Regions from separate parts of the Homo sapiens genome. Here region 1 is linked to region 2. A link is a loop called in an ENCODE intact Hi-C map of the cell type or tissue named here. Cell type or tissue: MCF 10A. All regions are shown on one strand. Links, peaks and the distances in the headings refer to the core of each region. The heading gives the core; the rest is flanking DNA.

Region 1 (7,341 bases), core at 2,199-6,198, 740 kb before region 2:
TGATCTCAGACTGCTGTGCTAGCAATCAGCAAGGCTCTGTGGGTGTAGGATCCTCCGAGCCAGGCGCAGGATATAATCTCCTGGTGTGACGTTTGCTAAGACTGTCAGAAAAGCGCAGTATTAGGGTGGGAGTGACCCGATTTTCCAGGTGCCGTCTCTCACCCCTTTCCTTGGCTAGGAAAGGGAATTCCCTGACCCCTTGCACTTCCTGGGTGAGGTGATGCCTCGCCCTGCTTCAGCTCACACTCGGTGTGCTGCACCCACTGTCCTGCACCCACTGTCCAACAGTCCCCAGTGAGATGAACCCGGTACCTCAGTTGGAAATGCAGAAATCATTCGTCTTCTGCGTCGCTCACACTGGGAGCGGTAGACTGGAGCTGTTCCTATTTGGCCATCTTGGAACCGCCCCACTCAGATATTTTTATTTATAAATATTTTCTCTAATTCTATAAGTTGTCTTTTTAATTTCTTGATATCATCCTTTAATGCAAGAAGCATTTTAGTTTTGAGAATGTCCAACTTATCTATTTTTTCTTTTGTTGCTCATACTTTCAGGGTTATATCCAAATCCAGAGTAATGAAGATTTACCCCTATGTTGTCTTCTAAGACTTTCGTGGTTTCAGCTCTTATATTTAGATTGTTGATCCATTTTGAGTTAATGTTTTTATACGATGTGGGGTTGGGGTCACACTTCATTCTTTTGCATGTGAAAATCCAGCTGTCCCAACACCATTTGCTGAAAAGACTGCTGTTTTTCCATTGACTGGACTTGGCACCCTAGTCAAAAATCATTTGGCCATAGAAATACAGGTTTCCACTTGGACCCTAAATTCTACTCCATTGGTCTATGTGTGTCTATCTTTATACCAGTACCACACTGTTTTGATTACTGTAGCTTTATAGTAACTTTTGAAATCAGGAAGTGTGAGCCTCTGACTTTGTTATTTATTTTCAAGATTGTTTTGCCTATCTAGGGTTCCTCATAATTCCATATGTATCAGCTTTTCCAGATTGCTTTGGTAGTATTGGCATCTTAACAGCGTTAAGTTGGCCTACCCAGGAACATGGGATGCCTTTCCATTCATTTAGGTCTTCTTTAATTTCTTTCAGCAATGTTTTGTAGTTTTCAGTGTACAAGTCTTTTACCTCCTTGATTAAATTTTTGTTTTGTTTTGCTTTATAGCACTTTTTTGTCTTGTTTTTAATTGACAAATAAAAATTGTATATATTTACAGTGTACAACATGATATTTTGAAATATGTGTGCCTTGTGGAATGACTAAACCTAGCTAATTAGCATATGTATTACCTCACCTATTTATAATTACTTTTGTAACGAGAAATCTTAAAATCTACTCTTTTGTGATTTTCAAGTAAACAATACATTGTTATTAACTATAGTTTTCATGTTGCACATCTCCTTGGTTAAATTTCTTCCTAGATATTTTATTCACCTTCTCCTTTGAGTTGGCTTGAAATCTTCCCCATTGTGCTTTACTACCCCATAAGACGTCCATAGTACATAGATTAGTGCCTAGCACATAGCAGACACTGAACAAAGGCTAATTGAACATAAGAATCTCCAAAATGATAGGATCTTATAACTTGACAAAAACAGTCATACAAATTCCATTCTTCTATAGACAAGGAAATGATGTTCAGAGAGATTAAGTTGCTTCCCCAAATAGCACTGCTAGCTAGGGGTAGAGCCAGACATTCACATCTCCCGAGAGTTTTCTGTGGATCAAAACGTAATCATTATATGCCACGATTCTGTCTGCTGGAGTAAATAAATTGGTGTGTTTATAAACTTGAGTGCTTGTCTTTGAGGATGGAGATTTTTAAGTGTCTGTTTCTCTATTTTCTGAAATGAATCTTAAAGGATTGGTGTACCTACAAAACTACAAAACTAGTTTCACATAGCTGAGTTAACAGTTATCAACAATTATAACAGATATATATCAATGAGGGTATCATATATAGAAGTCTCTATAGGTGTGTGTGTGTGTGTGTGTGTGTGTGTGTGTGTGTGTGTGTGTGTCTGTGTAGCAGGTAAGATGGCTGAGTGTTTTGGGAATGAATTAATCCACTAGAGTTTTCCATGGTGAGAACAGATGATCTTCCACTAGGCTTTAACTCCTAAATAATTTGTTTCATTATAGAATTATTTCCATTTAGAGAAAGAAGGGAAAAGAGAAGAACTGTGTCCCTGTTTACAAACTGGGGAATTCCTAATACGCTGCTTAAAAAAAAAAAACATATTTATTAGCTTTTAGGCTGACTCCCAAAGTAAGGGTAAATCAACCCGGGGCAGTGTTTAGCCTTGTTTTATTTCAGTCCTTTTCCATGCAGCTGGTCAGTCTCCAGTAATTCTCTTACCTGTCGTGACACAGCCTTCTCTCAGAACCTCCCAAAGGTGTTTGGTAATCATTGGTCTGGATATTGTCTCTGAGCCAATGATGTGAGACCAGAAACTCTCTGTTCCTGGACTTGGAGAGTTGCAGAGGGGAATTTTTAGTGCCTATCCAATATTCTTTTTTCTCCTATCCTTACTAACATCTCCCCCATTTTGTGTGTGTGTGTTTGAGGGGGAGCTATAATGTGCTCAGGAAAAACAAATCAACTACTACAAATCAAACAAACAAAAACTACATTTCTAATTCTCCTTTGCAGCTAGAGGTTGTCATTGAACCCAGGTATAAGCAAAAGTTTTTGGATGGGGCTTTCAGGAAAGACCTTTAAAATGGAGCTGACAGTTAACAAGTGCCTTTTACCCTTTGTACTCTGCCCTTCTTCTTGACTGGATTATAGCCATGACACACTGGAGGTAGAGCAACCCTCCTGTAATCACAGGCACCTGTGAGGGAGAGGTTAAGATGTCATGGAGATATCAACATGGTCTGTCTTCACTGCTGAGCCAATGCCCGCTACCACCTACCTCTGAAATTTTTGTTACACAAGAAAAGCCCCAAATTTGTTTAGGGGAATCTCCTTCACCAGTAGCTCAATTCAATTCTTAATTAATGTAAGAGCTTAAAGAGCTCCCTGAGATAATTTGAGTCAATGAACTCCTATATATCTTATTGGCAAATTAGACAAATTTAGAGTATATGTTATGGAAAAATTCTGAGAAGCCAAGAAAATGGTGGTGATATAAATCTGAGTTTGAACATACTCTCTCCCAAAACAATAAAGAAGATCAAATGAAACTACATAAAACCCATGTCTTCTACATAACTAGAAGACATGAAATGTCCAAATTTCAAATTAACTGTAAATAGAAAAATAAACACCAAACCCCAGCAAGTTGCCTCCTCCACTCCTAATACAAGCCCTTCAGGAACCAACAAAGTCAGCTGGAGAAAATCCGTGCAGAGTAGACAAGAGGGAAGCTAGTGGTGGACCTTAGATTGATCTGAAACAACCACCAGAGAGAGAACGTCGGCGCTAAGTTTGAAAATACTGAAAAGCACACTGGTAGATCAGGCTACTTACTACTGGGAAGGGACTTAACCATATGTGCTGCATGCGAGGAGATGGTCTTGTCCCACTTTTTGTGAGAGGAGATGGTCTTGGAAGGATAAGTAAGGCATCCTGGTAAAAAGGGTCAAAGGGACCCTCTTTTAGAGGCGAGCTCTGGAAATCTTGCAGTGAGAGGGAAATTGAAGAACCTGCAAGAATCTCTTCCCTTGCAAAACTGAAGGTAGCCCAGCCCCTTCTCCCATCATTCCCCTTCCAAATAATAATAATAAATAATAATAATAAGTTCAATTTTAAAAAAGAAAGAAAAAGAAGTTATACTTTGCCACACTGACAGAAGAGGGCGCTCTTGACCTAGGAATTTTGCAACCACCCCAACCCTTCCAGCCCTGTCCACAGAAAGGCGGATCAAAGTCTTCATCTAAGCAAAATCACCAGAATAAAAAGAACCCAAGCAATTCAACTGAGAAAAATTCCTCCCCCAAATAATGGCAAAGTGGAAGAAAACTAACACAACACTGAACTGAATTCAACGTCCTCAAGCACTTGGGAACATGGAAAAACACTTCAAATTACACATTCAGAAACTAGGTACAGAAACAGACATAAAAAAAGAAGAAATAAAATAAAAGTTGATTGAACTCAGGAAAGAAATAGAAGAAAGAATAGAAAAGCCATTATAAGCATTCCTATAAGATTTTAGATAAACTGAACTAAGACATTTTACACACGCGCACACACACACCACACATGCACACTATCCTTCAAGTTACATTTGAACAATTTCTTCACCATGTAGCTTTTGGGGGTTCATCCCAATTGGATATTTTGAGACATGCAATAAATGGTTCTGCTATTATTGCTATAATCACCATTACAGGTAACTGATTGGATGAGGACAGCAAGCGAGGGGAGGGAGTCTCGAGTAAAATGTCTGAGGCAAGATAATAGTTTGTCCAACTCCAGTGTTCACCTAGGCCAATGACTTTACAGATGAGATTCAGGGAGGTTACATAATGACCCAAGCTTCCCCAGAGCCAGTTAGTGACAGAAAGCACAAGGCAGAAAGCCTCCCTCTCCTTCTCTCTCCCCTTTTCCTCCTCTTACTTCAGAGGACAATGAGTGCCTCCTCCACCCTCCAGCAACCTCAGACCCTGTCACCTCACCCCTCAGCAGGATTCCCTCTTTTATATTCACTCTCCCCTTTTCTTCCGACCAATTCTTCCAGGCAGATACTCTCTGTCACCCTCATCCTGTAAAGCAAATACTCCAAACCACCTTCCCTTGATTCTGTCACTGCTGATTTTTCTCTTATCCTTAAACTTTTTTTTTCTTTTCTTTTTTTTTTCTTTTTTTTTTTTTTTTTTGAGATGGAGTCTCACTCTGTCGCCCAGCCTGGAGTGCAAAGGCGCAATCTCCGCTCACTGGAAGCTTCGCCTCCCAGGTTCACGCCATTCTCCTGCCTCAGCCTCCCAAGTAGCTGGGACTACAGGCACTCGCCACCACGCCCGGCTAATTTTTTGTATTTTTGCTAGAGACGGGGTTTCACCATGTTAGCCAGGATGGTCTTGATCTCCTGACCTTGTGATCCGCCCGCCTCAGCCTCCCAAAGTGCTGGGATTACAGGCCTGAGCCACCACACCCAGCCATCCTTAAACTTTTAAAAGAACTTGATACCAACCGTCGGCTCTCCCTCTCAACTCACTCCTGAAATTCTTGCAATCTGTTTTCCCCCATTCTCTCCTGAGCCCACGTGCTCGGAAACTGCTGGTCACTAGCTTCTAGACACTCCTATCCCTTGTTTTCTTGGACGCACAGCCCATTTTCTCTAGTCAATTCCCCATCTACTCATTTTCTTCCTCCCTCTTAAATGTATGCATTCCCTAAAGCTCTCCACTGCCTTTTCTTTTTGCCTGCACAGCTGCAGACTGCAAATATACATTTCCATACCTATCTGTTTCTCAGGTGTCTTTCCCTTATTGTCTTCTAGACATCATCCCTGGAATCCAGGAGGCTACCTGGAGCTCAACATGTCTAAAACTGAACTCCACACCCTCTATTCAGTTCTGTACTCACTCTTGAGCTCCAACTCAGAGTCCTTGATCTATTTTTTTGTGTTCTGTACCAAATCACCCATAAATTCTACTCAAAGCATTTATTGAGTATCTGATATGTGCAGGCACTGGATATGGGCCTGGGAGTATGAGATGAGTAAGACTTGTACTTACAGACTCAGTGGAAAGTCCTGTCCAATCAACACATACAACTTTCTTTCCACATTCACTGTCATCATTTTCATTTCCATGGTCACCCTCCTAGAGCAAGCCAGCTTTACCTCTGTTCTAGACTGGTAAAGCAGCCCCTTAAGAGATTTCTCTGGAACCAGCCTGGTTGAATGGAGTTGATCTCTGCTTTTATGCATTTTGTAGTTTAATACATCTACTTCTGTTTCCATTTTTCCATCTACTTGGAATATCCTCCACTGATCTTCCTATGTCACATCTGATCTGTCCTTTAATGCCTATCTCAAATTCTGGGCCTGCTTTGATATTTTGCCTGGTTTCCTGAGCTGGGAGTTGTGACTTCTTTCTCGGAACTCATGCAGACTTGTCTTCTGCACCTATGCTTTACCAGTTGTCCCTCTTGTTCAAGCTCATGGCACCATCAGTTAGGATTAGAATGTAAAAACCAGCTTTATATGATTAAAAAAAAACAGATCCATGATCAACTTCAAAAGAAATTATTTGTTCATTAGCTTACTATTTGTGTTACACCTTTTTATACCTTTTCTCTTGGAGGTTTGATAAACTAAACTACCAGAGAAGCTGAATATTCTAGTGTTACTAGATTTTGCTTAGCGCAAATAATGTGATTTCAAGAACTTCACATGAGGTCTTTTCAGCTTCATCATCTAGAAAATAGAAAAGTTATATTAAATGTACTTCACATCCTCTTTCAGATCTACCATTCTATAATTAAGGTGTCTCAAGGATTTGACTGTGTGGGAAACTCTGTTGATAGACTAATTTAACACCCATTCCCAGCTCCTCTCCTGTCCTCAGCTTCACTACAAAAGTTGGGAAAGCTGAATATTCACTTTACTATCCTTCTTTGCAGCTAGTGGCAGCCATGTAATCTCATGTATCTCATTCTGGCCAATGAGATATAAGCAGAACTCTATAAAGGAGAATTCTGGGAAGCTGTCATCACTCCTGTATTGGCAGAATTCTAAGATGGCCCCCGGGTATGTGTGTCCTATATAGTCCCCTTCCCTTGAGTATGGCAGAACCATGGGATATCACCCCCATCATTAGGTTACTAATCAGTTGACTTTGAGTCAATCAAAAGGGAAATTATCCTGGGTGGGCCTAACAGAATCTGGTGAGCCTTTGAAAAGAGAGATGATTTTCTATTGGCCTCCAGGAAGAAAGCAAGCAGCTATCTTTCCAATTGCCTTGAAGCAGCCTCTAGGAGCTCAGGGTCTTAGCCCTAGGAACTGAATTCTACCAACCACCAGTGAGCTTGAAAGAGTACCCTGAAGGCTGGGTGCGGTGGCTCAGGCCTGTAATCCCTGCACTTTGGGAGGCCGTGGTGGGCGGATCACGAGATCAGGAGATCAAGACCATCCTGGCTAACACGGTGAAACCCCGTCTCTACTAAAAATACAAAAAATTAGCCGGGCATGGTGGCGGGCGCCTGTAGTCCCTGCTACTTGGGAGGCTGAGGCAGGAGAATGGCGTGAACCCGGGAGGCGGAGCTTGCAGTGAGCCAAGATCGCACCACTGCACTCCAGCCTGGGCAACAGAGCAAGATTCCATCTCAAAAAAAAAAAAAGAAAAGAAAAGAAAAAGAAAGAGGACC
Region 2 (7,869 bases), core at 1,863-5,862:
TGGGAATGATCCAGTCCAAATAGGATATAATCCATTGAAACAGAAATGAAAGAAACTGTTAATAGTCAAGTTTTATGGTTTAGAAACTAAGATGTTAGTAAAGAAAGTATTTGATTACCAGCTTGACAGTGTCTAGGTAGCTTTGCTACATTCTGAGACTACAAACTGCTTGCTCCAATCAACTCAGTAAAAATAACTGCATTTCTAATATTTTTATTGTTCAACTAGATCCTCTGTGACAGCATCTAAGGGGAGCATAAACCAAAACCTAAAAATACATGCATACCATTTAGTCTGTTTTAGGAACATTTTTGTACTTGTGTGTGTGTGTGTGTGTGTGTGTGTATTCAGTAATTTCTGGGCGAGGAGCTTAGGTAGAACAAATCAATTTGAAAATGGCAATGTTAGCCTTGCCAAGGTTGGCTTTTTAAGAAGATTATGAACCATTATTTGGGAGGTTATTCTATTTTTTTTCCTGAAGTACAACTTCTTATTCCCGAGGAAAAATATTAAACATTCTGATAATGAATTATGTGACAGACGAGACTTACAGCAAGCTGTTCTGCAATTCGTGCCACAGGAGAGTGCTGTTACCTGTGAACAGTCTGACAGACTACAGGAAGAACTTGGCTTAAGTCTCTCAAAGAAAGAAAGAAAGAAAGAGAAATTGGAAAATGAAGTTTGAGATACTGGCTTTAACTTACGATAATAATGGGTATTCAAAATGGAAAAGAAAACTTGGAATTTTGAGAGGTGTGGAAGGGAGAGTTTAAGCATATGATACAGGCTACTTCAATATATATCATTCCTTATTCATTGATGCTGTTGTTCCCCTCTTTTCTCTACAAAGAGTTACAAACAAGAGAAAAATTAAAGAATTGACAACCAGGGCTTAGCCACTTGGTCATAGTCCATTGTGCGAGCATATGCTCCATATAATATTTATGAAGGATGATATTTGTAATTGGTAGGAAAATGATCTAGGGTGCTGCTATGAATTAGAAGGTGCATGTAATTAGGGATCTATTTCCCTGAGCAATTATCATTTTACAGGTAAAGGTCTGGTCTGTAATCTGAGGTCATTAACTCTTAAATACAATGCTGCTAAAGAAGTCTTCAGAGTTTTCACTCTCAAAGAGGCTGTCTTGAATCCTTCAATTTAAATACGGCTTTCCTCCCATTGTGCTCTTTTTTTTTCTTTTTTATGTGTCAGATGTACTCTCTTTTCTAGAAAAGAATTATCTATTACTCATACTATTTGCTTAACTCTCTCTTTTCCAGTTAGTTGATAAGTTTCATGAGGCTCTATATCTAGTCATCTAGCTGCGACCTCCTCTCTGAGCTTCATATTTCTTTTCTTTTCTTTTCTTTTTTTTTTTTTGAGACAGAGTTTTGTTCTTGTTGCCCAGGCTGGAGTGCAATGGCACAATCTTGGCTCTCCGCAACCTCCCCCTGCCGGGCTCAACAATTCTCCTGCCTCAGCCTCCCGAGTAGCTGGGATTATAGGCACCTGCCACCACGCCCGGCTAATTTTGTATTTTTAGTAGAGAAGGGGTTTCTCCATATTGGTCAGGCTGGTCTGGAACGCCCGATCTCAGGTGATCCGCCCGCCTCAGCCTCCCAAAGTGCTGTGATTATAGGTGTGAGCCACCACACCCGGCCTGAGCTTCATATTCTACATCCAGCTGCCAACTCAACTTTTCCACTTGGATATTTAATAATCACCTCAAATTTATCATGGCCCAAACAACCCCTCACCCCAAGCAAACCTGCCTCTCCCGCAGACTTCTCAGCTGCAAACCCAGTAGCCATCACTGACTGCTCTGTCCTTCACACGCTATGGCTAGCCCATCAAGAAAGAAGTCCCTGTCACTCCAACCTTCAAATATGCACTGAGTCTACCTGCTTCCCATCATTTCCACTGCTACAATCCTAGTACAACCACCATTTTATCTCTGCCATTACCTTTGCACTTGCCTCCTTGGCAGAGGGATACTTTAAAAGGGGAATCAGTTCAAACAGAGGGATACTTTAAAAGGGGAATCAGTTCAAACCATTTCCCTGCTTAAAAAACTCCAGTGGCTTCCTATTACAGTCAGAGTAAATTCTAAGCCCCTTACCCAGTCTGCCAAGACTCTGTGGTATCTGACAGCATCTGTCACTTTCTCCTTTATTCACTTCGGTGGGCCAGTTGTAATAGCCTTCTTTTAGATTCTTAGAGAAGCACAGAGCCCTTGCAAGCTTCTTTGTAGAACTTTCTCCAGATCTAGTCTGCCTTATTTGCCATAGTATCTCCAGTACTAGAAAGAGTGGCTAGAATGTGGGAGACACCAGGCCGGGCACGGTGGCTCACCCTGTAATCCCACCACTTTGGGAGGGTGAGGTGGGCGGATCACCTGTGGTCAGGAGTTCAAGACCAGCCTGACCAATGTGGAGAAACCCTGTCTCTACTAAAAATACAAAATTAGCCAGGCATGGTGGTGCATGCCTGTAATCCCAGCTACTCAGGAGGCTGAGGCAGGAGAATTGCTTGAACCCGGGAGGCAGAGGTTGCGGTGAGCCCAGATCACGCCATTGCACTCCAGCCTGGGCAACAAGAACAAAACTCCTTCTCAAAAAAAAAAAAAAAAAAATGTGGGGGACATCAGTACTTGTTGGCTAGAGGAATGAATAAAATTAGCATTGTGGAAGTCAAATATTATAGTCAAAGTATTATCAAGACCAGGGCAAATCCAGATCACCTAGAAAACTGAGAAAAATGGAAGAAGGAGATGTTATATATATGAGAAGAGATATATATATATGAGAAGGTTTATACAGAAGATATGTCTTAATATGATAGGAATCCATTGTATTCTAGAGATTATGTTATCATAAGAAACAATATACTAACAGTTTTCATAATTCTTTAATGATAATACTGAAACATTCCTTAAGACAAGAAGAGGTAATATTTAAAAGTACATTCTAAGTCCATTTGTGCCTGATTTTTGCGTAGACGACTCATAATAACAAGTATTTTGCATATAAATTTGAATGTGGGAAAAGTATAGGGGCATTGCAAATGAGAAATGTGACTATTCAGTGAACGTTTGAATGCGTACTGATGTAAATGGTGACAGCATACAAGACCACTTTCCAAATCAAGCCCCAAGTCAAATGCCTTTTTAAATGAAATTAAATGTAAACAAAATACTAGTTGCAATGTTGGACAACAAAATTATATAATTAATCTTCCACCTTAGGCTATTTCTTTGTCAATAGCACAATCTTCTACTCTTTCACAAAGGTCTGACAATTGACTTCTTCTATGGTTGAAGAAGGCCTGTTACCAAATGAGCAAGCCTATTTATTGTAGAATTTAATTCAACTTTCTTGCTTGCCCATTAAGAAACACATACAGAAAACTTTCATAAAGAAACCTTTTAACTTTTCTTCCCTAAGGATTGCTATTAAAAAGCACACCAAAGCAAGGAAGATTTGAGCTATTTTAAAATATGTAACCCATAGTAATGAATTAATTACCATATAATACTTAAAGCTTTGATTATTCGTACATGAGAGCTTCCATTATTAATGATTGCTTATGAAATTAATCTTTCTAATTTCCATTATGATTCAAATTAACTTGATTAGTTGGTCTCATGATTCACATTTCTATCAACCTCTACTTTTAATTTCTGAAGCATGAAATGACATAAAATGTCTTTGGGGGGAAAAGCACTTAAAATTAAGATTTTACTTTGATGTAGTAAGTAAATGAATTGAATTAGATGAATAGCAATTGAACTTTGTTTTCATTCACACACTGTCCTCTGGTGTTTAAATGTCTACATTGCATGTTAAAATGAGAACCCAAGATCAAATGCAAAAAGTTAATAGCTTCTTGCACTTAGGAAGGTCCGTTTAACTTTGTGTTTGGTCTAATAATTGTCTGCCCTATCAAGATTGTGAGTAAATGGATAAAAAATTCAAATGACTTGATAAAAACTAAGCTCAGTGCTTTCTAATAATACAAACTGCAGGTTTATAGAACATATATTTATGCTGACAGGATACAGACTACCTTTTTAAAAGTGCACATGGAGATTTCTTTTAAAGTGAAATCATTCAGTACTAAAGAGTTCACTTCATTTCCCCCCTACATTTTCTCACTTAAGACTCTTCACTAGAGGTTTTGACAAAGGAGAATTTAGTGATGGTCTAGTGCAGCCATCAGGAGCAATTAGGCCCTGAATCAGGGCTTCGTGCTCATTTTGGAATTCTGTAATCCTAGCAAATATTTCCCAATTGCTTTAATTTGATCATTTTTTCCAACACCTTCTCTCTCTTGATTTAAATTGAAACCAGAGTTAAAATTTTCTTAATGTTTTTTGTTTCAATTTAGTTTACAATTTATATATGTGTGTGTGTATATATACACACACACATATACACACATATACATATGTACATATAAATACACACACACACACACACACACACACACATATACCTTACATGTCTCATTTTAAATCTTTTGGATTGGCTGGAGTCTGGGCTTGTGGATTTCATTGTTTTTTAATTTTTTGAGCAGTCTTTTGCCCCATTGTCTTCTAAGTGATGACTGTAATCATGCTGCCTTTTCAAATGTCATGAATCTAATTTTATTTGTTTAGTAGAGTTGACTGAGGAAGCCTGGTGAGGTCCATGACCAGGGTCTGGAAAATGATAAATGTTAGCCTCAGGGAATTTATCATTTTATGACAATATGTTCACTGAGGGAAAGTCATTCCAAGTAATTAGCATGATGCCGTCAGGGAAAAGCTACTTTTTGAGAGCAATGATTTTTTTTTTGCAGGTAAACGTATTTATCTGAAGCTGGAAGAACACTTTCAGACATAATGGGAGCATTCCCTCATGGAGCATGAGGGTGGCCTAAATGACCTTGTAAGTGATTGTTGACACGAGGAGTCTGTGACCCAGAATATGGTTTTATAAATTTCCCACCGCAGGGCACTGATGAACGACACCCAGCAAAACCTGGACACGTGATCTCCAAAACATGGGAAATTTACGCTTGGAGTGATTTATGCCCAGGAAAATTAGGACTAGCAATCATTTGATGCTGGTTCTTGGAGGACCTTAAAGGATTTAAACACTGAAAAATGAATGCATCATACAGGTCACTGCCTCAATATATTACAGCCCTGAAAATTACACTGGGATGTTCTGTTTTTGAAGTCTCATGAGGGCAGAGGGCATCCCTGGCTTTGCCCACTATCAAATTCACTGCACCTAGCAAAATGTCTGGCATGTAATAAGCATTCAATAAACATTTGTTGGAGGACTGGATAGTGAAATTTGGCATGGTAAACCAAAACTATTCAGATTATAATATTTTAAACTTTCCACTATTGATTATCTATCTTTTGTCTGTCTGTCCATCCATCCATCCATCCATCCATCCATCCATCCATCCATCCTTATATCTAGAAAAAAGACTACTCTGAAATTTGTGAGAACTAATATGAATGGCTTCATTTTTTATAAATAAAGGACTTACACCGGTCAGGCGCAGTGGCTCATGCCTGTAATTCCAGCACTTTGGGAGGCCGAGGCGGGCAGATAGCTTGAGCTCAGAAGTTTGAGGCCAGCCTGGCCAACAGGGTGAAACCTTGACTCTACTAAAAACACAAAAATTAGCTGGGTGTGGTGTCTTAAGCCTGTAATTTCAGCTACTCAGGAGGCTGAGGCAGGAGAATCATTTGAACCCGGGAGGCAGTGTTTGCAGTGAGCTGAAATCGCTCCACTGCACTCTGGCATGGGTGACAGGGAGAGACTCCATCTCAAACAAACAAACAAGCAAGCAAACAAACAAACAAACAAAAAACTTACTAAAGTCTTTAGCTAAAGACTCAACAAAGAAGTTTAAGAACAATGCCTGCTGCCTGACTGGCATGGATGAAGTCACTGTGGCTTGAGGTCTGGTCCTCAGCTTGACAGATTCAGATCCTGGATTTTGTGGCTCAATTGCTGATGTTACTATTACCTCAAAAATTTGCTATTACTACCAATAATAGGTTTTTGTTTGTTTGTTTTTTTTTTTTTTTTTTTTTTTTTGAGACAGGATCTCACTCTGTCACCTAGACTAGAGGGCAGTGGTGTGACTGTAGCTCACTGTAACCTTGAATTCCTGGGCTCAAGTGATCCTCCTGCCTCAGCCTCCTGAATAGCTAGGACTACAGTTGCATGCTACCATGCCCGACTAATTTTTAAAAAATTATTTGTAGAGATGAGGTCTCACTGTGGTTACCCAGGCTGGTCATGAACTCCTGGCCTCAAGTGATTCTCCTGCCTTGGCCTCCCAAAATGCTGGGACTACAGATGTGAGCCACAATATCCACCTAATAGGTACCATTTATTAGGGGTTTAATAATCTGCCAGGCTCAGTGTCTTAAATCTATCACCTTATTTTATCCTCACAACAACTTCCTGTGATCAATTTTATCATTGCTATTTTTTTTTTTTTTTTTGAGATGGAGTTTCACTGTTGTTGCCCAGGCTGGAGTGCAATGGTGTGATCTTGGCTTACTGCAACCTCTGCCTCCCGGGTTCAAGCAATTCTCCAGCCTCAGCCTCCCAAGTAGCTGGGATTACAGGCATGTGCCACCATGCCTGGCTAATTTTGTATTTTTAGTAGAGATGGGGTTTCACCATGTTGGTCAGGCTGGCCTTGAACTCCTGACCTCAGGTGATCCTCCCACCTTGGCCTCCCAAAGTGCTGGGATTACAGGCATGAGCCACCGCACCCGGCCATCATTGCTCTCATTTTTATAGATGAAGAAACTGAAGTTCACAATGGTTAAGTAATTTGCTCTAAATTACACAGCTATACTGAAATAAAAACAAGAAAGCCAATCTTACAATAAAAAGAATAGAACTTAGGTATTACAATAAAGACATTTTAAGAAATACTTTCAATATAGTCAGAGAAAAAGAAACACCAATTCAAGGTTACAAAAATTGTAGTTTAGCTTAAATATCCAGTCTTCTCAGTGTGTCTCTGTGACTACAAACCCAAAAATCTACTTCATGAATGTGAAGCCCCGGTTCAGTGGCTACCTCTGCCTCTCGATAAGTCGTGGGATATTAACTGTTTCGGAAAAGGCAGCCCTGAATCTTCCTTCGCTACTGGAAGGCCACTGACTGCTTCCCTGTCACTGCTGTAACTTCTCAGTCCTTTATTCTGGCCAGACTGGGTATGGACCCCAATCTTTGATTAGCTTTAGCAACACTGTGGAGAGTAACATGAGTTGGATAATGTGGCTTGCCAGATACTGTTTGCATGCTTGAGCTTGGAGCCATCAGTAGGAATGTGGTGTAGATTCAGTCTGGGCCTGTCTCTTTGTTCAACTTTCCTTAACTCTTACTATTTAGGAGGACGCTAAGCACTCTAACCCCAGGCTTATTGTATTAGGAACCCCCTGGGTTTGGGTTCAAGTATCTTTATTTAAAAGCTTCCCTAAAAGACTCTTATTTTTTATTTTTTTATTTTTTAGACAGAGTCTCGCTCTGTCACCCAGGTTGGAGTACAGTGGCACAGTCTTGGCTCACTGCAACCTCCGCCTCCTGGATTCAAGTGATTCTCCAGCCTCAGCCTCCCAGTAGCTGGGATTGCAGGCGTGTGCCACCACGCCCAGCTAATTTTTATATTTTTTAGTAGAGATGGGGTTTCGCCATGTTGGCCAGGCTGGTCTCGAATTCCTGACCTCAGTTGATCTACCTGCCTCAGCCTCCCAAAGTGCTAGGATTACAGGCGTGAGCCTCCGCGCCTGGCCAAGAGACGATTATTCTAAGTGAGGTAACTCAGGAATGGAAAAACCAAAC

Evidence for each region. Peaks named below come from ENCODE experiments on the same cell type or tissue, not always from the same donor. Only the 100,000 strongest peaks of a DNase experiment are listed, where the experiment ranks them.
Region 1: it touches region 2 in a loop (14-fold over the local background); 10 of 110 quality-filtered maps call a loop at or near these places.

What each region holds. Positions count from the first base shown.
Region 1 is chr2:190,777,993-190,785,333 of GRCh38, forward strand. No RefSeq gene overlaps it. Among named protein-coding and RNA genes, the nearest start is that of GLS, 99 kb to the right of the region's middle. RefSeq lists a cis regulatory region at 3,672-4,035. In MCF 10A, for the core only: a CTCF peak has its summit at 3,810 (motif pointing right); a DNase peak (open chromatin) is centred at 3,849.
Region 2 is chr2:191,517,985-191,525,853 of GRCh38, forward strand. LOC107985833 (a long non-coding RNA gene) reads left to right here. Exons shown (of 3, transcript XR_001739229.1): 2 at 4,841-4,929. Among named protein-coding and RNA genes, the nearest start is that of NABP1, 160 kb to the right of the region's middle. In MCF 10A, for the core only: a CTCF peak has its summit at 3,806 (motif pointing left); a DNase peak (open chromatin) is centred at 3,827.